4 separate regions of the Homo sapiens genome follow, and regions 2, 3 and 4 are each linked to region 1. Evidence: read pairs that join two places in POLR2A ChIA-PET (ENCODE). Cell type or tissue: HepG2. All regions are shown on one strand. Each heading gives the region's core, and the rest is flanking DNA. Links, peaks and the distances in the headings are about the cores only. Region 1 overlaps GRK5 (G protein-coupled receptor kinase 5). Region 2 overlaps GRK5 (G protein-coupled receptor kinase 5). Region 3 overlaps GRK5 (G protein-coupled receptor kinase 5). Region 4 overlaps GRK5 (G protein-coupled receptor kinase 5).

What was found. Peaks named below come from ENCODE experiments on the same cell type or tissue, not always from the same donor. Only the 100,000 strongest peaks of a DNase experiment are listed, where the experiment ranks them.
Region 2: POLR2A ChIA-PET joins it to region 1 with 20 read pairs; 7 of 35 experiments call an interaction of 5 or more read pairs at or near these places.
Region 3: POLR2A ChIA-PET joins it to region 1 with 20 read pairs; 5 of 35 experiments call an interaction of 5 or more read pairs at or near these places.
Region 4: POLR2A ChIA-PET joins it to region 1 with 20 read pairs; 17 of 35 experiments call an interaction of 5 or more read pairs at or near these places.

The regions. Positions count from the first base shown.
Region 1 is chr10:119,250,102-119,255,968 of GRCh38, reverse strand. The region is part of intron 1 of GRK5 (G protein-coupled receptor kinase 5); the gene reads right to left. Among named protein-coding and RNA genes, the nearest start is that of GRK5-IT1, 45 kb to the right of the region's middle. In HepG2, for the core only: CTCF peaks have their summits at 2,453 and 3,818; DNase peaks (open chromatin) are centred at 1,958, 2,248 and 3,788; H3K4me3 peaks cover 1,472 bases.
Region 2 is chr10:119,320,620-119,326,486 of GRCh38, reverse strand. All of the region lies in intron 1 of GRK5 (G protein-coupled receptor kinase 5), which reads right to left. Among named protein-coding and RNA genes, the nearest start is that of GRK5-AS1, 16 kb to the left of the region's middle. In HepG2, for the core only: a CTCF peak has its summit at 4,153; a DNase peak (open chromatin) is centred at 3,326; H3K4me3 peaks cover 1,014 bases.
Region 3 is chr10:119,407,565-119,413,431 of GRCh38, reverse strand. All of the region lies in intron 4 of GRK5 (G protein-coupled receptor kinase 5), which reads right to left. Among named protein-coding and RNA genes, the nearest start is that of MIR4681, 33 kb to the right of the region's middle. In HepG2, for the core only: no CTCF peak of the experiment used is centred there; DNase peaks (open chromatin) are centred at 3,331, 4,061 and 5,161.
Region 4 is chr10:119,314,223-119,320,089 of GRCh38, reverse strand. The region is part of intron 1 of GRK5 (G protein-coupled receptor kinase 5); the gene reads right to left. Among named protein-coding and RNA genes, the nearest start is that of GRK5-AS1, 22 kb to the left of the region's middle. RefSeq lists enhancers at 1,486-2,119, 2,120-2,753, 2,754-3,387, 4,020-4,159, 4,203-4,372 and 5 more. In HepG2, for the core only: no CTCF peak of the experiment used is centred there; DNase peaks (open chromatin) are centred at 2,789, 3,139 and 4,339.

The DNA.
Region 1 (5,867 bases), core at 260-5,259:
AGAGACTATATAGCCCAAGCCAGCTCCTGTGTCATTCCTCCAAGAAGCCTTCCCTGGCTGCCTCAAGTGGTTGTTCCCTGGGCCCAGAGCCCTCCCTGCATCCCAGCTTCTACAACCCGGTCAGCTCTCGAGGGCAAAGCCAGGCCTTGCTCGTCTGTGTACCTACGACTGCTAGCACAATCCATGATAAATGATGGCTCGAAGCAAGAGGGCTAACTCACCACCTTGTCCCTCAAGGAGCCCGTGTCTGGGAGAATGGGCAGAAAACACACCAGGACAGGGGGCAGCAGGCATGGCGGGAACGGCCAGAGGCTCTGGAGTCTGGTGAGGCTGAAGTCCCACCTTTACCCTGACCTTGCGCAGCCACAGAGCTCTCTGAGTCTCAGTGCCTGCTCCATGACTCTGTGATAATGAGCCAGCGGTGTTAGTACAAAGTGAGCATCTGGGGAAGAGTCCACGCCAGTGAAAATCACACAAGAGCCTTTCCAAAACCACCACTCAGTCCAAACAGAAAGAGCCTCTAAGTGCAGAGGGACTCAGAAGGGAGAGGTCATTGGAGTTAGGTGAAGTCGATGTGACAAAGCTTCCTGGAAGGGGTGTCCTGTGTGTCAGCTTCCATCCTGCTGGTGACAAAGGCCCCTGCTATCTTGTGTTCCAAGTGGAAAGAGCCTGGGTCCCTGATACCCCTGAGAATAAGAGATCCACCTCTGGCCATAGCTGCTGTCCCTCCAGAAGCCTGTGCCACACCCCTCCCTGGATCCTATCTCTCCCAGCAGCTCTCTCTCCTCCCATCAGGGAAGTCAAGGCCACCTCCGGGCTTCCAAATGGCTCATCTCCTGGCCTCCTCCCACCTGACGACCTTACCTGCGCATACATACACAGAGCTTCCTGCTCTACTCTGTTTTTCCTTCTTTTTTTTTTTTTTTTTTTGAGACTGAGTCTTGCTCTGTCGCCCAGGCTGGAGTGCAATGGCGCAATCTCGGCTTCCTGGGTTAAAGCAATTCTCCTGCTTAAGCCTCCTGAGTAGCTGGGATTACAGGCACCTGCCAACATGCCCAGCTAACTTTTGCATTTTTAGTAGAGATGGGGTTTCACCACATTGGCCAGGCTGGTCTCGAACTCCTGACCTCAGGTGATCCATCCGTCTCAGCCTCCCAAAGTGCTGAGATTACAGGCGTGAGCCACCGTGCCCGGCCTGTTTTTCCATTTTTTTCTTACAAAATACATCATACATCCCAAGGTCCCTGTTTTGATATGTCTCTGCCTGTGAATCCCACCTCCTCCTGGAGAAATAGTCCAGAGTCATCCACACTCAGATTGCTGGGCTGGGCACCTGACCCAGGCCACAGAGCTGAAATGACATCCTCCGTGCCCCAGCCATCAACTCCCACCCCTTCTCCCTCCCCATACTGGCCAGAAATAAGATAGCCACACCCGCTACAAATCCCATGCACGGTTTCTTGTTCCAAGCTGCCTTTCCCATTAGGCTGTAAGCCCCCTGAGCACAAGGACCAGGTCTGCCTGTTCCCCAGTAAATCCCCAGAGTTGTTGAATGAATAAGAGCAGAGTACAAAAAAAAAAATCTAAAACTTATCACAATACACTGTCTAAAAACTAAAGTAGGGCAGAACAGAACAGACCAAACCCTTCTCTGAGGATCAAGAGACAGGATTTGAGTTCTAGCTGTGCAACCCTGGGAGGGTCATAGGTCCTCTCTGGCCCTCAGTTTCCTCCTCCTTTAAAACAAGCCACTGGGCCAAGATGACCTTTCAGGCCCCCTACAACTCAAGTACTGGATGATTCTGAAAGCATTTTTCAAAGGCGCTTAGAATTACAAGAGTCCCACTTTAGGGGACAGTCACCGGCCCAGCAGGCCTCATGTGTGGCTCATCTTTCCCCGCTGTGGTGTGGTTTGGTTTAAAGGCAAAGTCAGAGGAGACACATCAGCCCTGTTGACTAAAGCGTAATATTTTCCATCAGGTGTCACGGCTTTCTGTACTTTCTCCTTTTCCCCTGGGGAATCTCAAAAAGAGTCCATGTGAACATCTGAAAATAAGTGTGCCTCATGAAAAAGCATGCACGCACACACATGTGTACACACACACACACACACACACACACCCCTGGGGCAAAGAACCACCAGGAACCCAAACACTAAACAACCTCCAGCCCCCCACCCCAGGCAAAGCTCCAGAAGCCGTATCTGGGAGACACTGCATTTTTCTGGAATTGTGTCATCATTCACAACAAAGTTCACTCTCAGGCCTTGCATCCACCCCGGAGCTGGGCTGGGCTGCCCAGAGCCACAGTGAAAAAAGAGCTGGCCACTCACACCATTTTTATGGTGAGCCGTGACCTCCAAACGAGCTGGGTGTGCGCCGGGCTGAAGCCCTGGTTCCAGCCGTGGTGGGGCAGCATCCCGCAAGCATATCACAGCACCCTAAGCTCCAGGGCTTAGACCCAGGCAAGAGGCATGAAAAATAGAGCAGCTACACGGAGGAGCCTAAGCTTCTGATTTAAATATAAAAGGAACGGAGGGCAGGGGTGGTGGGGAGGCTGGCTTGTCCCTCTTCTCCACAGGCCTGGCAGGATCCAGGGGGCTGTGGAGATCACTGAGTTAGGAGAAGACATCAGTGACCTGATGTAATTCCTTTTCTAATGCAATGCTGAACTGGAGATAGTTCACAGATGCTCCAATCTTCCTTGCTTGTCCTTCAAATTTCGGACTCTATCAAGGGCCTCTGTAATCTCAACAGACCCTCAGATGTGAGCTCAAGGGGGCACTGGGTGGTGTAGACACCCTCTGTCAAACCTGTGCTGTCACCACTGAGCCACCAACTCTCCCTCATCAGCAGATTAGTACAGCAGGGTTGAAACCAGCCTTGAGCACTAAGGGGGCGTATCAGGAAAACCAGGGCACTGTCCCCTCTCCAGTGTGGCTAGGGGATCCTCTGTAGTCCACACTGGCCATGACCCTCACCCTTCAGGGTCCATCATTTTCCCTAAGACCACCTGGCCTTTGGAACACTTGGTTTATTGGCCCCAGGGGAGGAGGGTGACTGACCTGATACATCTGGGCAAGTTCCAAAGTTCAAAGTTTCAACCATGGCCTCATCTCTCAATTTGTTCAGGGAAGAAAAATGCTATTTATTGAGGTATCCTCTACGACCCATAAAAATGAGGCAAAAGCCACAGAGTGACCCCAAGCCCTTCACAGACACTTGCCCCCAAATCAGGAACTCAGGACTCAAAGCAAATTTAGGAAGGCCACATTTCCGTCTCTTAACAGCACCATCTTTTTCTACAAATCAGGAGAAAAATAGAAAGGTAGACTGTTCTAGTTGGAAGTCAGCTTTACGAGAAACATGAGGACCAGAAGGAAGACACTATTTGCACAAGATCGTGCTGCTACCCGGGGTAGAACTAAAACCATGCCCAGGTCTCGAGACACCCGGTCCAGTGCCCTTCCCCGCCTCTCCAGCGTAGCCCTCTGCACCCAGCTCAGGGTTCTGGCCCATCCACACGGCCCAGAGAGAGACACTTCTCCCCTACCCCCAGCCCTGGGAAAGGGCTGCACGCTGGCCCCTAGGATCCAGCTGAAAGCCTCTCCTGGCAACTTCACCCTGTCTCTGCCCTTCAGGTTCCAAAAGGAGAAACAAGACAGCTCTCTGCCCGTCGCAGGCCTGGGCTGCCCAGAGGTCACAGCACAGTGATCCATCAACTGTCAACTCCACCAGGACCTGTAGCTGGGGCTGGCAAGCTCACCCCACCCAGATGGTTTCCCTTTGCATGGCTGTCTCCAGGATGGTCCTGCTACTCACACAGCTGCCCCTATCGGCACGAGCACGCCACGCAGGCCAGCAGCAAGAGGGATGGTCAGGGAGAGTGAAGACATATGTCTGACTTAGACTTCAGTCACCTGAGCCAGAATTGTACTTGGCACATCTGTCCAGATGCAGCAATATCTCAAGGCAGGGAGGGTGGGATGAAAAGAAGAAAATCAAGTTCTAATCCTTAGTGGAAGGGCTGAGGATTGGATATGCACAGGGCGGAGAAGCAGCTTGCAAATTCTAGACCACCAAAATCGAGGCGAGTGGTTCTCAACCAGGAGCAATTTTACCCCCAAGAGGACATTTGACAAAGTCTGGAGACATTTTTGGTTGTCATAACTATGAAGCTAAAGGCCACAGATGCTGTTAAACATCATCCAACGCACAGGCCGGCCCCCATGACAAAGAATTATCCAGCCCCAGATGGCAACGGTGTCAAGGTTGACAAACCCTGCTTTAGGTGTGTAGATGCTAGAAGGTTTTTTGTTTTATTTTCTTTCCCCCAGACATCTTTCATCATCGCTTTAGAAGACAGCAAGAAAATAACGTGGGAGTATGACAATTACAACTCCAGATAAATGTTCGCAGCCTGTCAGAATGGAAGCCTGGGCTTCTTCCTCTGTTCCAGTGACTCAGTAACTGAAGCTGCGGAGAGGAAGGCCAAGGCTTCGGGAGACAGCTCCGAGTAAAGACAGGCTTAAGACAAAGTTCTGAGTATGTTCTTGAAAAGCTCAGGCATCACAGAAAGGCATTGGTGATGCCATAAACATCCAGCTTGTGCTGCCTTTGAAATCTGATTGAACAAGAAATACTCTTACAGAGCCTTTTGGTTATAGTCTGCTTTTTGTTTTAACATGGTTTTAATCAGGAAATCATGGCTCTTTGTTCCTTCAGGAAATTCTGTCAAATGGTTCACATTCCTTGTAAAGAACTACTGTCTATGCAAATTAAGATTCAGAGTTTTAAATTCAAACAGTTTGGGAGCAAGCAGCGTTTTGTTGTTGTTTCTTAATGTCAACGTGAGAAAAAAAAAAAGTGAGGGGAGGAAAGAATGCAAATGTTCGTCATTGAAAACACACACAAAACCAGAAACATTTTCCCCTCATGCACAAGGTCAGGAGTCTCTGGGTGAATGAAGCTGCTTCATGTTTTGCAGACGCGCTGATGGAACATGGGAAATACTGTTGCAAAGGCCCTCGATAGGAGAGCGTGGAGATGCCTAGAAATAGACATATCACCCAACAACGGGTTATCTATGAGAACTGCATTGTTCTCAGTGTGACTGGGCAGCACAGGCTATGGCATCGGGATATGAAAAATATAGTAACATACTCTATTACACATCCTCTTTACTCAGAGCAAGAGGAGATAAACACAGGTCATGACTAAGCCACTTTCTCCAACGTTCACTTCCAATTTTGTGTGTAGCTCTGATCCAGTCATCAAGGTGCTGACTTAAGGAAAAAGTGTGGATGGAATATGTGGTGTAGGGCCAGGCACAGTGGCTCATGCCTGTAATCCCAGCACTTTGGGAGGCCGAGGCAGTAGGATCATTTGAGTCCAGGAGTTCAAGACCTGGGCAACAAAGTGAGACCTTGACTGTACAAAAAAAAAAAAAAAATTTAAATGAGGCTGTAGGATGCCTGGAGCCTGGGAGATCAAGGTTGTAATAGGTTGTGATGACGCCACTGCACTCCAGCCTGGGTGACAGAGCGAGACCCTGCCTCAAATAAAAGAAAAAGAAAAAGTTAAAGAAAATGACTATCTCTGACGTTGCCTTATCCTTCCTGGAATTAGGGAGAATGGCAAAGAAAGTTGTATGAAGGCCCCCACAACTGAGTTCAAACCCTACATCCACAAGTAGCTTCAGGACCTGGAGCAGGTGATTTAATTTCTCTGAGCCCCTCAGTTTCTTCATCTGTAAAATGAAAATTTACAGGTCAAAGGCTTAACACAGAAGAGACTCTCACTCAACAAACAATGAGCATGTTCTGACTGAAGGCTTTCCAGGGAGATTCACCCCACAGGTCTGGGCAC
Region 2 (5,867 bases), core at 335-5,334, 70 kb before region 1:
TGAGGCTCCAGAGCCTGCGGCGTCCCCGCAGTGAGCCTGCCCACCAGCCTCCTGGGCTGAGAGACAGAGGGACGGGCTGTAGGCCAAGCCAGTGACACACCCCCAGCCCAAGACACACACAAACACACACACTCTTCCTCCCAGGTGGGCTGTGAGCCCCAGTATCCCGCACAGTCCTGCCTGACCCCGGCCCCCTAGCAGTGAGGCCTAGGGCTCCCCTGCACCCCACCCACACCAGGCATCCCCCACGGCTGTTCCCCTAGACTAGACCACAGCCTTCCCACAGCAGGGGCCAGGCCTGCCACGTCTGAACATCCCCTTTAGCTTGGGGCATCCCTGTGGGGCAGAGGCACAGGCAGGTGCCCATGGCCCCTCATGGCCCTCGTTTTGTCCTCTTGCTTTCTGTGGAGAGTCTCCTTCCCCAGCTGGAGGCTAGATGTTGGGGGACAAGAACTTCAGTTTCCACTTGTCAAGTACCGCCTTCTTCTTGCTCCTCACAAACCCCAGAGTCTCCGAGGCTGGAAGGAAGGAGGGACTCCTGAGGGGCCCGCCCTGCCTCACATCCTCCCCAGTGCACACGAGTACTGAGCACGTGGACATGATGAACATGCACACGCACAATGAATGTGCACTAGTAATGAACACATGTAATGAACAGTCACGTGTAACGTGCAGAACCACATGAGGCGCACACAGGTGTTCCCGTCATCCTTGCACTCCTGGTCCAAGGGATGATGGACAGGTGTCAGGGTGCACAGGCGCAAACAGCGATGGGGTGAAGCTCTGGGCCTCAGTGTCCCTGAGCCCACCAGCATCTGGGCCTTGGACCTGAAGGCACTGCTGTGCCATGTGGCCAGAGGGCTCCTGGGGACCAAGGTGCCGTCACCCACTCTCCACCCTTACAGTGGCGCTTAGCCACCATCTGTCCATGACTCACCACAGGTCATGGAGCCCTTTGTGCCCCTTGGTTATCAGGATTTTATGTAGCTCGTCTGCTTGCTCCGGGTGGGTATGCAGCCCCTCCACTCTGTCACCCTCCCAGGAACCAGCTGGGCAGGACAAGGCCCCTTCTGCACACCAGCAACCCAGGGGAGCCCAGTGGCACTCAGCTCCAGCCCTCTCCCAGCCAGCCCAACCTGTCCTCCACCTTGCTCTGGCCCTGTGGCCATCCCCTGCTGCCTAGGCAAGCCTGGACAAGCACCCGCCCTCTCTGAGTCCTCATCCATGAAGTGGAGACAGTAAGGCCTTCCTCCCAAAGCTGAAAGGAGGGAAAACAAGGTAGCATGTGTTTAAAAGTAGGCACAGAACTGGGGATTCTTAACTGTCATCCAAGCTATCCTGGAAAGCAAGGTCATAGCCCTGATTAGCCAGTGCACCTGCCTCTGAGAATGGGACCAGAACTCTGCTCCTGCTCCAGGAAGCAGGAGAGAGTGCTGATGGGGAGGAGTCTCTCTCCTCTCCTCTCATTGCATCTTCAACCCAACTCCCTCCTCTCCAACTAGCCCAGTGTCCTCCTCTCAAATCTCCACAGACGGCCAAGGCCTCACACTCCGAGGGACAGAAGGAATGCGTATTGGGCACCTGCCGTGGTGAGGCGGCACCTGCCGTGGTGAGGCTCCACCTGTACATTATCTTGTTTAATCCTCAGAATGACTCTTTGAGGAAGAAATCACCCATGCCACGCTCACTCTTTCTGCCAACGGGGGCCACACACACAAGTGCACACACATTTCATGTACATATAAACATACACGCGCATACTGCTCAGCCATGCACTGGCCCTGCCCGGGGCCAAGCCCCTCACCTGCAGGCTTCACCCTTACTCTACAAGGCAGGAACTTTTTTTTTTCTTTTTTTGAGACAGAGTCTCACTCTGTCACCCAGGATGGAGTGCAATGGCACGATCTCGGTTCACTGCAACCTCTGCCTCTCCCGGGTTCAAGCGATCCTCCTGCCTCAGCCTCCCGAGTAGCTGGGAATACAGATGTGCACCACCGCACCCGGCTAATTTTTCATATTTTCAGTAGAGACAGGGTTTCACCATGTTGGCCAGGCCGGTCTCAAACTCCTGACCTCAAGTGATCCGCCTGCCTTGGCCTCCCAAAGTGCTGGGATTACAGGCATGAGCCACTGCACCTGGCCGGCAGGAACTATGATATACCCAGTTGACAGATGAGGAAATCAAGGCATGGGGGAAAGGTAGCAAGTCACCTGTGGCCCCGTGGCTCATAATTGGCAGAGCCAAGACCCCAGCCTGAGCAGAATCCAGACCCTGGGCCCTGGCTCTTGCTATTCTCTCTGTAAACCACCATTTTGGGTGCCCTGAATACAAGAGAAATTCTCAGAGGATCAAAGAGAAAGCTGGTGTCAGACTTCAGGAGTGACGCGGCAGCCATGACGGGAGCAGGAGCAAGGATCTAGCTGGGGACCCAGCCTGTGAGCTCCCAGAAAAGCTGCAAGCCAGACCGGAGGCCCGCAGGGTCACCAGTGTGACCCTTAGGTGGCTTGTTTGTCTGCTTGCTTGTTCACTGAACCAGTTGCCAACATTGAAAAATTAGGAGATTCCCAGGAGCTCAGATGAGGACACAAAGGCACAAGAATGATATAATGGACTCAGGGGACTTGGGGGAAGGGGAGGAGGGAGGTGAGGGATAAAAGACTACACACTAGCTACAGTGTACCTCGCTCAGATGACGTGTGCACCAAAATCTCAGAAATCACCACTAAAGAACATTCCATGCAACCAAACACCACCTGTTCCCCCAAAACTATTGAAATAAATAAAAATGAGGAGATTTCACATCGAAATCCAGACCTTGGACGTCTCTCCCACAGCCAGGCACCCCACATGGCAAGAATCAGCCGGAGCTGGGCAGCAGCTGCCCGGGGGACAGCACATGTGGCCTCCAGACAAGCCAATCCTCATCTAGCCGCAGCCCTCATTCAGGCAGCCTAGAGGTTCTTCTGTGCACGCCCAGATAGGGCCACCCTCTCAAGAAATCAGCCTAAACCCTAGCTCAGCAGAGTCTGATGTCCCCATCCCAGCAGCTGCAAGGCCTGGGAGGGTCGTTAGAACTCGACGGGTCCATCCCCTGCTCCCCATTCCTCTCGCACACTACTGATTCTCAGACCTGGCAGGCATGAAGCACCATTTTTTGCATATGGCAAAATATGCATAACATAAAATGTACCAGTTTAACCATTATTTAGGTGAACGAGTCAGCTGCATTAAGGACGTTCCCATTGCTGTGGAACCATCACCACCTTCCATCTCCAGGACTCTTTCATCATCCCAAACTGAAACTCTGAACCCATTAAACATTAACTCCCATTCCCTCCTTCCTCCTAGCTCCCGGCAACCTCTCTCCTACACTCCATGTCTGTGATTGTGACTACTCTAGATACCTCGTATAAGGGAATCATACATGTTCTTTTGTGTCTGTTCTTTCACTTAGCGTAATGTCCTCGAGCTTCGCCCATGTTGGAGCATGTGTCAGAACTTCATTTGTTTTGAAGGCTGAATAATATTCTGTTGTATGGGTATACAACTTTTTGTTTATCATTCATTTGTGGATAGACACATGGGCTGTTTCTACCTTTTAGCTATTACGTATAACGCTGCTATGGATATTTGCAAACAAGTATCTGTTCAAGTCCCTGCTTTCCATTCTTTTGGGTATATACTCAGGAGGGAAATTGCTGGATTATATGGTATATATGTTTAAGTTTTGGGGGAACTGATGAAGCACTCTTGACAATACAGATTGCTAGGCTGTACCCCAATCCTCTGTGATTGGACCCCAGGAATGTGACTTCTTAAAAGGATCCCCAGGTGACTCTCAGGCAGCCAGTCTATGGAACCCAGGAGTCTATTTTATACATGCACACTTATAGATTTATTCATTAAGAAAGTTAACATAGGTTCACTGATTCGTTCAACCAATATGTGTTGAGCACATACTAAGCGGCAGGCCCTCTGCAGGTGCCGGACACAGTGTCGCTAGCAGGGAAGACAGACACATCCAACGCGTTACCTCAGTGGTTCCCAACCCCAGCGACGGCCTCCCAGGGAACATTTGGCAATGTCTGGAGACATTTTTAATTGTCACCACTGGGTGGAGAGGTGCTACTGGCAGCTAGTGGGTGCAGGCCAAGGATGTGGTTAAATATTGCGCTGTGCACAGGACAGACCCCTGGAACAAAGCATGGTTGGCTCTAAAATGTCAAGGGTTGGGACAAGATGTGGTGGCTCATGCCTGTAATCCCAGCACTTTGGGAGGCCAAGATGGGGGGATTGCTTGAGCCCAGGAGTTTAGACCAGCTTAGGCAACATAGCAAGACTCCGTCTCTATTAAAAATAAAAATAAAATAAGTAGCTGGGCGTGGTGGCGCACAGGAGGATTGCTTGGGCCCAGAAGTTCAAGGCTGCAGTGAGCTATGATCATGCCACTGCACTCTAGCCTGGGTGCAGAGCAAGACCCCATCTCAAAAGAAAAAGTAAGTCAAGGGTAGGGATGTGGAAAAAATGCTGCTTTACTTAATGACCATTTTACCAACATTTAGGAAAAGAACAGGGGTTGGGGGAGATCTGTTAGTGATGGGGCAGCTGTGGTGGGGTTGGAGGCGGTGGGAAAGGTAAGCCACTTGGAGGCAGCCCCAAGCCGAGGGTGCAGACTCTCCAGCTACGGCCTGGGCTCACTTTCCTCCTCAACCCTATTTCCTCAGCTTCCAGAATAGGGCAGGGGGACTGTGGTGGGCAGGATAACGCCCTCAGGGATGCCCTAATCCCTAGAACCTGTGAATACGTTAGGTTCCATGACAAATGAGCATTAAGTTTGTGGATGAGATTATGGATAATGATAGGGACATAATCCTGGATTATCCAGGTGGGCCCACTGTCACCAACAGGGTCCTAAAATGTGGAAGAGGGAGAAAGAGCAACCAGTGTCAGAGTGATGCAATGTGACGAAGACTCACCAGCCATTGGCTGGCTTGGAAGATGGGAAGGGGCCACGAGCCAAGGCATGCAGGCCAGGAAGGATTCTCCCCGGAGCCCCCAGAGGGAACACAGCCCTGCTGATGCCTTGACTTTAACTCACTGAGAGTGCGTCAGACTTCCGATCTCCAGAACGGTAAGATACTAAATGTGTGGTGTTTTAATCCACTTAGCTTGTGGCAATCTGTTACAGCAGCAACAGGAAGCTAATACGAGGATGTTCTCAGCAGGGGATCCCCCTAAATGACAGCAGACCCCAGAATGGCCTCTCACCCCATATCTGGCTTCCAGTTCCTCTAAAAGTGCCATGAAATAAACCCAACCTTCCTGACTCAGATGGGCTGGGAGAAGGTTTCACTTCTTAACAACAAACAAAACCTGCCTCAGAGAAGGCACCACGTCTAGACAAATGTTTGGCTCTCAAGCTGCTGCGGGGTTGTGAAGCTGCATATTTGATAACTGAAGTATTGGCACTGTTTATTATTTCATAGGACTTGATTGTTTCTCTGTATCCTGAGAGGGGGCAGGGCCCAGCCATGCCACTGTAAAAATTCCTCCTGTGACCTGGCCCTACGGCCCCCGCTGCCCTAGGCCCACCTCACTGCTGGGGAGGGGTGTTAGGCCTACAAGGGGCTGGGGCCATCACCTCCCACCTCCCCCGTGCTCAGGTCCCAGCAGCAGGAATGGCCAGTTCCCAGGCCTGACCACCCATAGGCTCAGCCCGTTCTCCTTGGTCCCATTCAGGGCCTCGGTGACTGTCTTCCTAAGCTTTATTTCCCTCCCTGCCTCTGCTCTCAGGGCCTTTACACTCACTGTTCATTCTGCCAGGAGCACCTTCTTCCTACCTTTCCGAATGTTTCTCACCCACACT
Region 3 (5,867 bases), core at 619-5,618, 160 kb before region 1:
TAAGTGTGTGTGTGTGTGCACGCGCCTGTGTGCATGAGTGTGAACGTTCACAGCAGGAAAGAAGGAGATAGAGAATAGCAGGTCTGTCCACCAGAAGGTCCTTTATGGGGTCATCTGCTCTGCCTCCTGCCTTTGTAACATGCTGGGCCAATCACAGTGCTAAGGAATTTTCTTAATTAAAACCAGATGGAGGGGCCGTGGCCATCTCAGGAAGAAACTGTAGGATAGGGTTGCTGGGTGGGGGAGAAGTGCCCTGGTTCGGGGGTTCCCAGCCTAGGTACCGCCGTGTCGGTCTCATGGTTTCATTTGACCATAGGAGAGAACGCCCTCCTCCTCATCTCTGCAGTAAATTCCCTCTTTGTTTGAGCAACTGGGAGGAAAGTATCTGCCACTTGCTGCCAAGAATCCAGACGAATTCACCATCTGTAAAATCAGGGGCTTAGGCCAGGTGAGCAGGAGGCCTCCAAGTGCTCTTCACACGGCCAAGAGCTCCCCTCGTCTCGCCGAGCTCCGATTCCCTGAGCTCACTCAGCCCTGCTCACCCAGCTGCAGCGACGGGGTCTGGGGTGGGGAAAGCAGAGGGTGGTGGGGCGAATGGGGGCTGTTCCAACCCTAAACCCTGGCTTGCAATTAAACATGCTCATACGGTCACAACCAGAGAAAAAGGTTTGCTGAGCAGCAGGCGCAGAGAGCATTTCCTCACTTGAGGGTTGATTTAAGGCCTGGCTGACAGGAAGAAAAAGCACCATTCTTCCACCTTTTTAATCAAAACCTTCAGGGCCATGTGGAAAAGCCACTGCCACACACCCTCACGTCCGTCTGGAGTGGTTCCTTTCTCTGTCCATGGCCAGGCAGGAGACGTGATCCACAAGCCCCAGACAAGAACAGACCAAAGGAAAGAAGGCAGGGTTTGGTTTTCGGGGTCACTGGGGAGAAAAATAAATCAGTCCGGCCACACGCTCACGAGCTGTGCGGGCTCGTGGCCTGTCCCTCCCTCCACCCTGGGCCTGATGCCAACATCCAGCAGCCCTCGGCCCAAGCACGCCCAGCTCTTCACCGGGGTGTCCTCGTGGTCAGCCCAGGCGATGGACTGCACGGCCCGGGCACCGTGCCAGGCACAGCCCTGCCAGGCAGAGACACACCGGACCGGCAGCCTGTGGGTAGAGGTCCTTGTGATCGAGGCTGGAAGGCTCTCACTGTGCCTCTTTTGAGTTCAAAGGAAGGTGATGCTCACCGTTTCCCATGAAGGTGGGCACAGCCTCCAATCAGAAGCGGATCTGAGGCCGGGCGCAGTGGCTCACGCCTGGAATCCCAGCACTTTGGGAGGCCGAGGGAGGTGGATCACCTGAGGTCAGGAGTTCGAGACCAGCCTGGCCAACATGATGAAACCCCGTCTCTACTAAAAATACAAAAATTAGCCAGGCGTGGTGGTGTATGCCTATAGTCCCAGCTATGCAGGAGGCTGAGGCGAGAGGATTGCTTGACTCCAGGAGGTGGAGGTTGCTGTGAGCCGAGATCGCACCACTGGACCCCAGACTGGGCGACAGAGCAAGACTCTATCTCAAAAAAAAAAAAAAAAAAAAAAAAAAGAAGCAGATCTGCAATGAAGCTGAGGAGGCCGAAGCTTTAGGGTTTTGTTTGTTTGTTTGTTAATTGAGACGGAGTAGTCCTTTATTTGTAGTCCTGGGAGCTACAGAATGCTCTATCTTGGGAGACAGAGCATTTCTACAGAAGCACTTCCGGGAAATTGAGGTCACAGATGAAAAGGATATGAATCTCCAAGCCCTCAGTAATTTGTTGTGATTTCTTTTCTCCTTCTCAATATTCACTTTTGTACCTAACCTCCTATTCTTTTTCTTAAAAAGCATGCTCAGCAAGTTATTTAAGCTTCAGTCCCCCCTCAAAGAAACTCTGGATCTTCCCTTGTCTCCAACTCTCAAAGGGGCCTCTCCAGGGCCCTTCCAGAGGCCATGATGCCTTTAGGAAGATGGCATCCAGTCTGCCATTTTTATCTTTCCTTGGTGAACAGTCCAAAGACCTAGAGTCTAAGGGGTCTCTGGGCTCTCTGGAGTCTTGTGTGTCTGGCGGAGGAGAAAGTGGGAGTGACACCATGACACAGTGTTCAGAAGTAACCAGCATCCACGAAAGGCCTGTGACTCCATCATGGTGCAGACACACACCACCACTCTTGCAACCTCCTTAATTCTTTGGCTGAGGATCTCTTGTACCTCTTTGGTGGTGACCATGAGGGTAGCTGGGTTTTCCACCAGGCCAGGAAGAGACTTCAAGGCATGGGAGCTGTCTTTGTGAGCAGAGGTGGAGGTGGGGCCACTGCTCCAGTGACCAGTCGGAAAGCTTCTTCAGCTGGGGTCCATCAGCCATACGGGTTCCCTGAGTGCCCATTCTGTGCCCAGGCCATGAGGTCCACCCTAAGGACCCCAGAGACCAACTCTGTTGGCCAATGGCAGGAGTTCAAGGTCAGCAAGGACTGCAGGCTGTAGAGTGCAGGTCACAGCCCCTCAGCACCTAGGAGAGAGCGCTCACAGAGGTGGCCTCTTTAGACACAGGTGGCTCCACGGCTGTGGAGAGGTTTGATCATGGCCCAAAGGGTAAAGGGGGTTTAGCCAGGCAATAGGGAGGACCCTTCTATCCTCCAGCTCATGCCATTTGTGCGCTAGGAACTCTTCCAAGACTAGAGCTCTGGATGAATTCACTTTTCCTAATGGCAGAACTGACACTTTTCTAGACCCCTTTCAGATGGTAGGGTTGCACTGAGGATCACAGGCAGACAGCAGGCTCAGGGCTATGAGCAACCAAGTGAGGGCCGTGTGGCTGGGAAGTGCTGGGAGCAAGCCTTGCCTTGGGGCTGCAAAGCGTCGGGGGTGGTTCCAGCCCCTTCACAGTGCCCTGCTGACCTGGTCAGCCTGAGACCCAGCGTGTCATGTTCTCTGGGCCAACAAAGTAGAAAAACCCAGCCCTTCAGAAATAGCTGCAGCCCTTCAAGAAAAATAAAATGGACTGGGTTTGAAAGACCCTGACCCACATTTCCTTTGCTATTCCAGTGGCTTCACAGAAATAAGGAAGAAGTGCGCTTAGGGGTCGGGAAGCGAGGGAAGATATCTTTAAACGCTGGCAGAATTTAACTGGGGGCCCTGAGAGCTGGGCAACTTTAATGAGAAGGAAAGGAAAATACACAGTGACCCTGACCCAGACCCCGACCCTTTACGTCAAAAGCAAAAGACGATAATTAACAAAATGCAATGTGCCCGGACGTGGAGTGAGAGGCCAGCTGAGCTCTGTCAATTTGATAATCCCTGGTCGTGACCCGCAGGCCCAAAGTGTGCAACAGGAGATGACGCACTGTTTACACAGGCCGCGCACGCGGGGGCTCGCGGGACCCGGCGCAGCTGCAGGAGCAGCAGCAGGAGTGGGATTCTTCCTGGCCAGTGGTTTGCATGCAGCCAGCTCCGCTCAGGCCAATGCAACCACATGCAGGTCACTGACACATGGAGCCCAGGCCCTGAGGTGCTGGGGATGTTCACGGTGGGGAAACGGTGGGGAGTGTCCCTCATTCTTTGTGCGTGATAGGCGAGGGCAGGGCCCGCCAACTTTCCTTCTTCCAGAACACCCACCACCCTCCTCAATCCGAAATCATGTTGGATTTTTCTCCAGTGAAGACTTCATCCCTTCGGGCTGCAAAATAAAGGGGTTGGGGGGCAGGGGGCAGGAATCTCCTACGAGCCAGGAAATTCAAGAGAACCTGCCCCTCACCTCAGCCACGTGATGCCACTTCTCTGCCCAAGGTCCACGGATGGGGAGGGCCTGCCAAGCCACAGGGACCAGGATCACTGCCACCCAGGACAGAGTTGGGGGTGCCCTCAGGAAGCCTGTGGCTGAGTCTTCTGTCTGCCGCCACTCCAAAAGAGAGGCATTCTGGACAGGAAACACTATGCACACACATTAAGGACAGGGTCAGAGGCAGAGCCAGCTCTGCCAGCATCAAAGGAACCTCCAATTTTCTGACCTGGATGGTCATGAGAAAGGAAAAAGGACCTAGATGGGCCTGCCCTGGCCCACTGTGAGGAGCTCCAGCAAGGCACATCAGCCTCAAGGGCGTCAGGAGGCGCCAAGATGAAATCAGGCTGTGGGCAAAGACAATTTGTTTTCCAGGAAAGGTTGGTGAGGGGTGGGGTGTGTCTATTTGAAGGACAATTACACAGTCATGAAATATGCCGCGCAGGAGACTGTGACGTGAGAAGATGCTAAGGACACAGCGCAGAGTGGAAGCCGAGGCCCAGGTTGGGGGTCAGGAGCTGGGCTGGGCCCCGGAGGGCGCTGGCATGCACAGCCTCTGGACGTCAGCCCGACACCGCCTCCGGGGCTTGCTCATTCCCCGGCCTTGCTGCTTGCCCCCTGCTACACCTGGGAAGCTGATTCAGTGGGAACTTTTGTCTTTGGTTAACTTTCAAGAAGACAACGCAGAGGAAGAGAAAGATCACAGGCTCCAGCATCGGACAGGCCAGCTTACATTCCACTCTTTTCTTGCTCTTTTTCTTTCATTGTGGTAAAATAGACATAGCATAAACTTCACCATTTCAACCATTTTAAAGTGTACAATTCAGTGGCATTCATTACGTTCATCATGGCAACCATCACCTCTATCTTGTTCCAAAAATATTTATCATCCCAACAGACACTCTGTACCTGTTAAGCAGCAACTCCCTACTCCCTCCCTCCCACGTGCCCCCTGGTAGATGCTAACTTACTTTCTGCCTCTATGGATTTGTCTATTCTAGATACCTCATAGAAATGGAATCACACAATATGTGGCCTTTTATGTCTGGCTTCTTTCAGTTCACATAATGTTTTCAAGGTTCATCCACATTGGGGCATGTATTAGCGCTTCATTCCTTTATATGGTTGAACACTGCAGTGTAGTGATAGACCACTTTTGCTTATCCATTCATCCGTTGATGGATACTTTGGTTGTTGCCATTTTTTGGCCATTGTGATAATGCTGCTATAAATATTTGCACACTAGTATCTGTTTGCATCTGTGTTTTCTGCCTTTTTTTTTTTTTTTTTTTTTTGAGACAGGGTTTTGCTCTGTCACCCAGGATAGAGAGCAGTGGTGCAATCATAGCTCACACTGCAGCCTTGAACTCCAGAGCTCAGGTGATTCTCCCACCTCAGCTTCCTGTGTAGCAAGGACTACAGGCATGCGCCACCATACCCACCTAATTAATTTTTTTTTTTTTTTTTTTTTTTGAGATGGAGTTTCACTCTTGTTGCCTAGGCTGGAGTGCAATGATGCAATCTGGGCTCACCACAACCTCTGCCTCCTGGGTTCGAGCGATTCTCCTGCTTCACCCTCCCGAGTAGCTGGGAATACAGGCATCCACCACCACGCCCGGTTAATTTCGTATTTTTAATAGAGATGGGGTTTCTCCATGTTGGTCAGGCTGGTCTTGAACTCCCGACCTCAGCTGATTTGCCCGCCTTGGCCTCCCAAAGTGCTGGAATTACAGGCGTGAGCCACCACACCCAGCCCCCCAAGTTTTCTTTTCTTTGTAGAGATGGGGGTCTCGCTGTGTTGCCCAGGTAGGTCTCAAACTCCTGGCCTCAAGTAATCCTCCTGCCTTGGCCTCCCAAAGTGTTGAGATTACAGGCATGAGCCACCATGCCCAGCCTCCCTGTTTTCAATTCCCCTGTTTTACCATTATGAGCTAAAGAACTCTGACTGCCTGGGTAAAACAAGGACAATAGTGTCTACTACATAGGATAGTCATGAAGATAGAATGCACTAAAGCTATAAAGCATGTCGCATACAGTAGGTGCTAAATTAATGCTATTTTCTCTCACCTCTT
Region 4 (5,867 bases), core at 600-5,599, 64 kb before region 1:
CTTCAAGCTCCAGCTCTAGTGTCCCTTCTCATGCTGCCCTGAAAAGGCAGAGCCCCCTGTCTGGATCACATCCTCTCCCAGCTCAGGTCAGACCTGCTCCCGGGAAGGAGGCGGGTGCAGCTAATTCTTGTTTAATTGCAAGCTTCCATTAAGTTACTTGGCTGACTGGGTAAAGGCATGAATGCTTGCAGGAATAAATGACAACCTCCCTCCCTGCCAGCCTTCTGGGCTGAGCACTGACCTGGGCACTGTACATTTGGCCCTCATTCAGGAGGTACTGACCCTATTCACAGATGAGAAAGCTGAGGCTCAGGGAGAGGAATTAATGGAGCCAGGGAATAAGCCACACACCCAGGCGGGAGCACAATCTTCTGCTGGCACTGGCTCACCGCTATTTCCTGTCCCGAGGAGCCTCCGGCTTTATTTGCTTTCCCAAAGGATCCTCTGCTGTTCAGGGTTTACCTTCCAGGTACCCGTAATGAGTCAGGGAAGAGGACATGGTCCCTGACCTCATCCAGCTCATTCCATGCATCAAAGAGCAAAGATGAGCAAGACAGCTGGGGTTGTAGCCAGGCAGGTAGGAGAGGTTGCATGGAGAAGGGTTGCCCCGCCAGGCAAGGGAAAATGGCAGTGACCGAGGCCCAGGGCCGATCAGGGGGGCTCCCGCTCTGGGGAAGGCACCAGAGGACCAAGGTGGCCTCGGATCGGAAGGAGTCCAAGACAAAACCTGGAGAAAGGCGGACAACAGCAAGATGGCGTGTCCCCTGATTCATGGCTCGGGCTGCCACTGGCCCTTTAGAAGGGACAGACTCTAGGGAGGGCATTGCTTGTCCAATCCCACTCTCACTCCTGCTTTCTCCAGCCCTGGGGGCCCCCTCGGCTGCCAGCTGCCAGCGATGTCCTCCAGCAGGTGCCCTCCTGCCAGACTGGGGAAGTATGTTAAGGGGAAGGCAGGGCAGGAGGAAGGAGAGTGGCCAACAAAGGAGGGTGGGGGCCCCGCAGGAGGAGGGCATGTCCTATCAGGGAAAGGAGTGCCTGATGGAAGGCAGAAGCCAAGTAATAATAAAAAGCCACTGATTCTTAAGCACGGGCCAAGCACTTGTCACAGTGAGCTACTGAGAGACTAAAGCGTTTCTTTTGCTCCTGTGGCTAACCCAGGGAAGAATAACGGTATCATTCCACCCAAAAAACTGCCATGGGAGAAGAGGCTGTCTTGGTGGGGGAAGAAACTGGCTTGCTGTTATTCTTGTTGCCTTTGCTGTTTCTGAGAGTGGTGTTTGTGTTTTCAAGGCAGGGGCTGAAATGAACCGGTGTGGAGAACAGAAGGGAGAAGCTGAGGATGGGGGAGGTGCAGTGCTTGTGGGGAGGGCAGTGGGACGACCTGAGCTCCAGGAAGGCATTGTCCCTGTGGCAGTGTCAGCCCAGTGGGATGCGGCTGGGGTGCAGCGATGATGGATTCTGAGCAGTGAGCGGCCTACAGCCCCCAGAGCCCTGTGATCACCTGGCACAGTGGAGTGGAACTGCCAGCCCAGCCCCCTCCTCCAAAGGACACTGACAAAGCCCGCAATACTGGTGATGTGGACGGTCTAAGGTCTAACTTACTGGGTTCCTTTAAGCCCAACAGGTTCACATACCATCCTTGGGAGGGATGGGATAGACCTGTGCAAAACAACTGACCCTGGACTGCTTATATGGCCTTTGCTGTACCCTCAGAGTCAGGGAATTTGCACCAGTAACATGTCATCTAGTTCAATCCTCACATCACCCCCGTGACGTAGGTCCTAGTATTGAACCCGTTTGACAGATTCAGAAATAGAGTCCCAGAAAGGAAAGAACCTTGCCTCAATCAGGGAGTGTGTATCATAACCTGAACCAGGGCTCTGCTGTTCTGACTCTTAGTCTAATGTTCTTTTCCTCCCTGGTGACAAATGTGCAATCGATCAGAGAAAGGTTCCACGGGGGAAACTGAGGAAGGTTCCATGCATTTGTTGGAAGGAGCTTCCTTCTTGCCCTTAAGTCAGTGGTTCTCGGTGGTCCTTGGACCAGCAGCATCAGCATCGCTGGGAGCCAGTTAGAAATGCAGCTTCCTGGGCCCCACCCTGGACCTACAGAATCAGACACTCTGGGGATGGGCCAGCATCAGTAACTTAATGAGCTCTGCAGGTGATTCTGATGCACTCTCACTTTGAGAACCACTGCTGTAAGTCAAGAGAAAGTGCCTGGAAATCAGTGAGAAAAGGAATGACGGGACCACTCTTTCTAGGAATTTCTTCCTCTCTGACTTGTTATTTCTGCCCTGTCTACGTCTTCTAAAAAGGACCTGAAGAGACACACACACGCTTGGAAAAGTTGACTGAAAAATATTCCTCCCAGCTCCAGAATCTGGTGATCCTGGGCTCTGACTCTGACAAGGTCGCTGCGTCCTGCCTGACTTGAGTCAGGCATTCTTCTCACAGCAGGATGCCTGGCAGGCTTAAAGCCATTAATAGGGCCACTCACAGGGGCAGGGCAAACCGTATGAGGCCCCTCCTATACCGGAAAGCCTAAGGGAGACTGCAGGGAGAGCACTGCTCAGCTGCGGCCTTGAGGGGTCCGGGCCAATGAGACAGCCTCAGGGGCCGCTTCCCCCCAACTCTCCCCCAGGCCCTGATCATCTCCCTGTGAAGTTGGGCAGAAGTCACCTCAAGCCTCACACCTATTTTGGGCACACACACACACACACACACACACACACACACACACCCATCTACTGAATGCCTCTTTGCCTTCTGGTGACCCTTGGACCTTTATTGTTTACAGATCCCAGAGAAAAGAGAGTCATCCCTGGGGATGGGAAGGCAGGATCCGCAGTGGACCTGCCGTGCTTTCTGGACCCTGAATAAGTGGGGGCCTGTTTTCCCATGGGCCACACTCCTCTGGGGCAGACTCCTGGCATCTCCACAGATCAGGACACTCTCACGTCTTTGCATAGGCCCCAACTTGTCACTGTATAATAAAGAATCTGACTGGCTTTTGTCCCTGGTTCCTGAGAGGTAGTCTCTAAGTCCTTGGAATTTTCTGAGTAATAGGAGTGTCTTTTTCATTCATGGTAGGCCCCTGAAGCCATATCTGAGTTTACGCTAACAAGATGACTCATGAGGGGGGCTGGGCATGTCAGAGAGACCAGCCATGGGATTAGAAGGTTGAGGCTTTGGGCCACGTGGTATCACCCTGACTTCCAGGGAGGGACGGGGGGCCAGACACTGGGTTCGACCATGTGCCCAGTGATTCCATCAATCATGCCAAAATCATGATGCTCCAGTAAAAACTCCAGACACTGAGGCCTGGGTGAGCTTCCTGGTAATCACACACCAATGTGCCAGGAGGTGGCACATCCATGGCAGCTTCACATCTGGGACTCTCAGGCCTTGCCCTGGGCACCTCTCCCTGTCAAGGGTTTGGGTATCTTTTTGCAACAATAGAACTGTAATTGTCAGTGTAGCGCTGCACTGGGTTCTGCGAGGGAGTCTAGCGAATTATCCAACCTGAGAGCTTCAGGGGAATCCCTGAATCTGTTGCCGTGGTCAGAAGTGCCAGTGGCCTGGGGACCCCCACCCTTGTGGCAGGTGCCTGGAGTGAGGGTGGTCTTGTGAAGACTGTGCTCTTCATTTGTGATGTCTGCACTAATCCTGGGTAGTTAGAACTGTGTTGCAGCTGTTGAGGCTGCTATGTCTTCAGGAACCTTCAGCACCCTTCAGCCCAGCTCACTACCCATCTCCCAGAATCCTGATTCCAAAGGCTCAAGGAGCAAATCTGATTGGCCAACTCATCTTTTCTCTCCAGGCCACATGTCACAGGTGACTCTAGAGTTTGAAACAATTCAGTGGGTCTGGTCCTTGTATGGAGAGGGCAGGGTGACATGGCATGGCCAGCCCAGCTCTCAGCTCAGAGCAGAAGCCCCTGGGTTGGGGCCAGGCACAACCAGACGTAGCAGGAATGGGGCCACAGAAACTATCACCCCCATTTCCAGAATAGTCTGGGGGCACTGCTGGTTAAAGGCACAAGGACATGGGGTAGCGAGGGGCACAGGTTACAGAGACCCCAGGACTTCCCAGCAGAAACTGGCTTGTGGTTCAGAAAAGTCAGCATTATGCTAATGCAGGGGACCACATTTGTTAGAAACCCAAACTATGTCATGAAGCGGGGTCTTTCGACTATGAATTTGGAGGGGGAGGAAGGAAAGCCCTGAAAACCGGAGAAGCTGCTCTCAACGCAACTGAATCAGTCTGGGAGGGTCTCAGGTGTCGCAGTGACTGCATGTGGAAGGATCACTCTACCGCGTTCCCAGCCACAAAAGGCCGATGACTCATCTGCAGAGTGGAAGGCAGTGTCACAATTCTGCCTGTGATGTCTGCAGGACTAAAGACTCCATCCAGTTCTTTTCTACCCAGGTGGGCTTTCAGGACTCAGCTCCCACTGTGCTGCCAGCAGGGCTGGATTTCCAGAAAATATCACCGTGGGGAGGCTGTGGGTGTTCTCAGAGTCAGATCTGGCCTGGGCAAAGTGGAGGCGGCCAGCTGTTCTGATGAGAATGGGTTACCCCTGTGTCTACTGCCTCCTGTTCCTCCCTCCCCTCCACTGATGCTTATTTTCCATCCACCAGGGCTCTGCCACCTTTGCCACCCCCAGAGAGGCACCTCCAGCTGAAACTGATGAGGTGGGCATGTGGCTTCTCACTGATTCTAAGTCTCTTTTCATCCAGGCCCGAACAAGGCGAGATCCCAATTACAGGCCTGATCAGGGGCTGCGTCACCGAGTGACTCAAGCCTTTTCAGAAGCAACATGACTCCAGCCAAGTGTATTGAGGTGACCTCAGCCTGTAGGGTACTTTCTCCAACCCGATGCACTTGGCAACCACTGTGAAAGGGAGACAGGCCCCTGGTATGGGGCGGGGGTAGGAGAAAGCACCACCCCTCTGGCCTCAGTTTCTTCACCTGAGATCCAGGAGGGTTACACCAGGACAGGGCGCAGAGCCGCTTCTGTCAAGAGTTTTCTTGAAGATCCCCATAAGTGAGACAGACGATGGGGAGCCCACTGAGTGGGCAAGGCAGGGAAGGGATGGAGTGGGGCAGATACAGGCCAAGGGTCTCGTTCTGTCTCTATGGCTCTCACCTTCTGAGAACAGCCAGCCCCTGCCTGGGTCCCTGACTCGGTGCACCTTCTCTACACAGCCTTTCTGCACAATCTCCAGAATCATGGGGAATCCAGCCTCAGTCCTCATCCTGCCCTCGGTTCCTCCATTACTACGCTGCCCCAGAGTGCTGGAGCTGCGAGGTCAAGGTCTAGTGGCGTCAGGAGGAGACTGCTCCCAGTAACTATCCCCAGATTGAGAGGTTTAGAAGAAAACATGAAGGGCTGCCAAAATACCTGTGACCCAGAATCTCTCGAGATGGGGCTTGTGCAGTGCCTCTGGATGGCATGGGTCCACTGTTCCCTGGGGCAGGAAGCATCAGGAGCTTTTAGGCGCCATGGTCCTGCTGCCTTTGAGTGTATCCCGCACTTTCCTAGCTGAGCATAGGACCCCAGGTGGCAGGCAAGAGAGGGAAGTGGGGTGGTCTGGGGGGCACAGAGCCTCTCCCTGTCCAAGGGTGCATTCCGCGGCTGGCACCACCAGCTTCACCACTTGGTGGGGACTGGCTCTTTTCACATGAGGAGAACCACTTCAGAGACCTAAGGAATGGGCCGAGTTGTGCAGGATCCAGCCCCAGGTTCCATTCAAAGGGCTGACACTCTGATGTGGGCACAGCCAGGCCAGGGAGCAGCTGCCAGAACTGTCAGGCCAGGAGGCGGCGAGAGGGGCTGGAACCCTTTCTGGGCCTGCTGGCCGC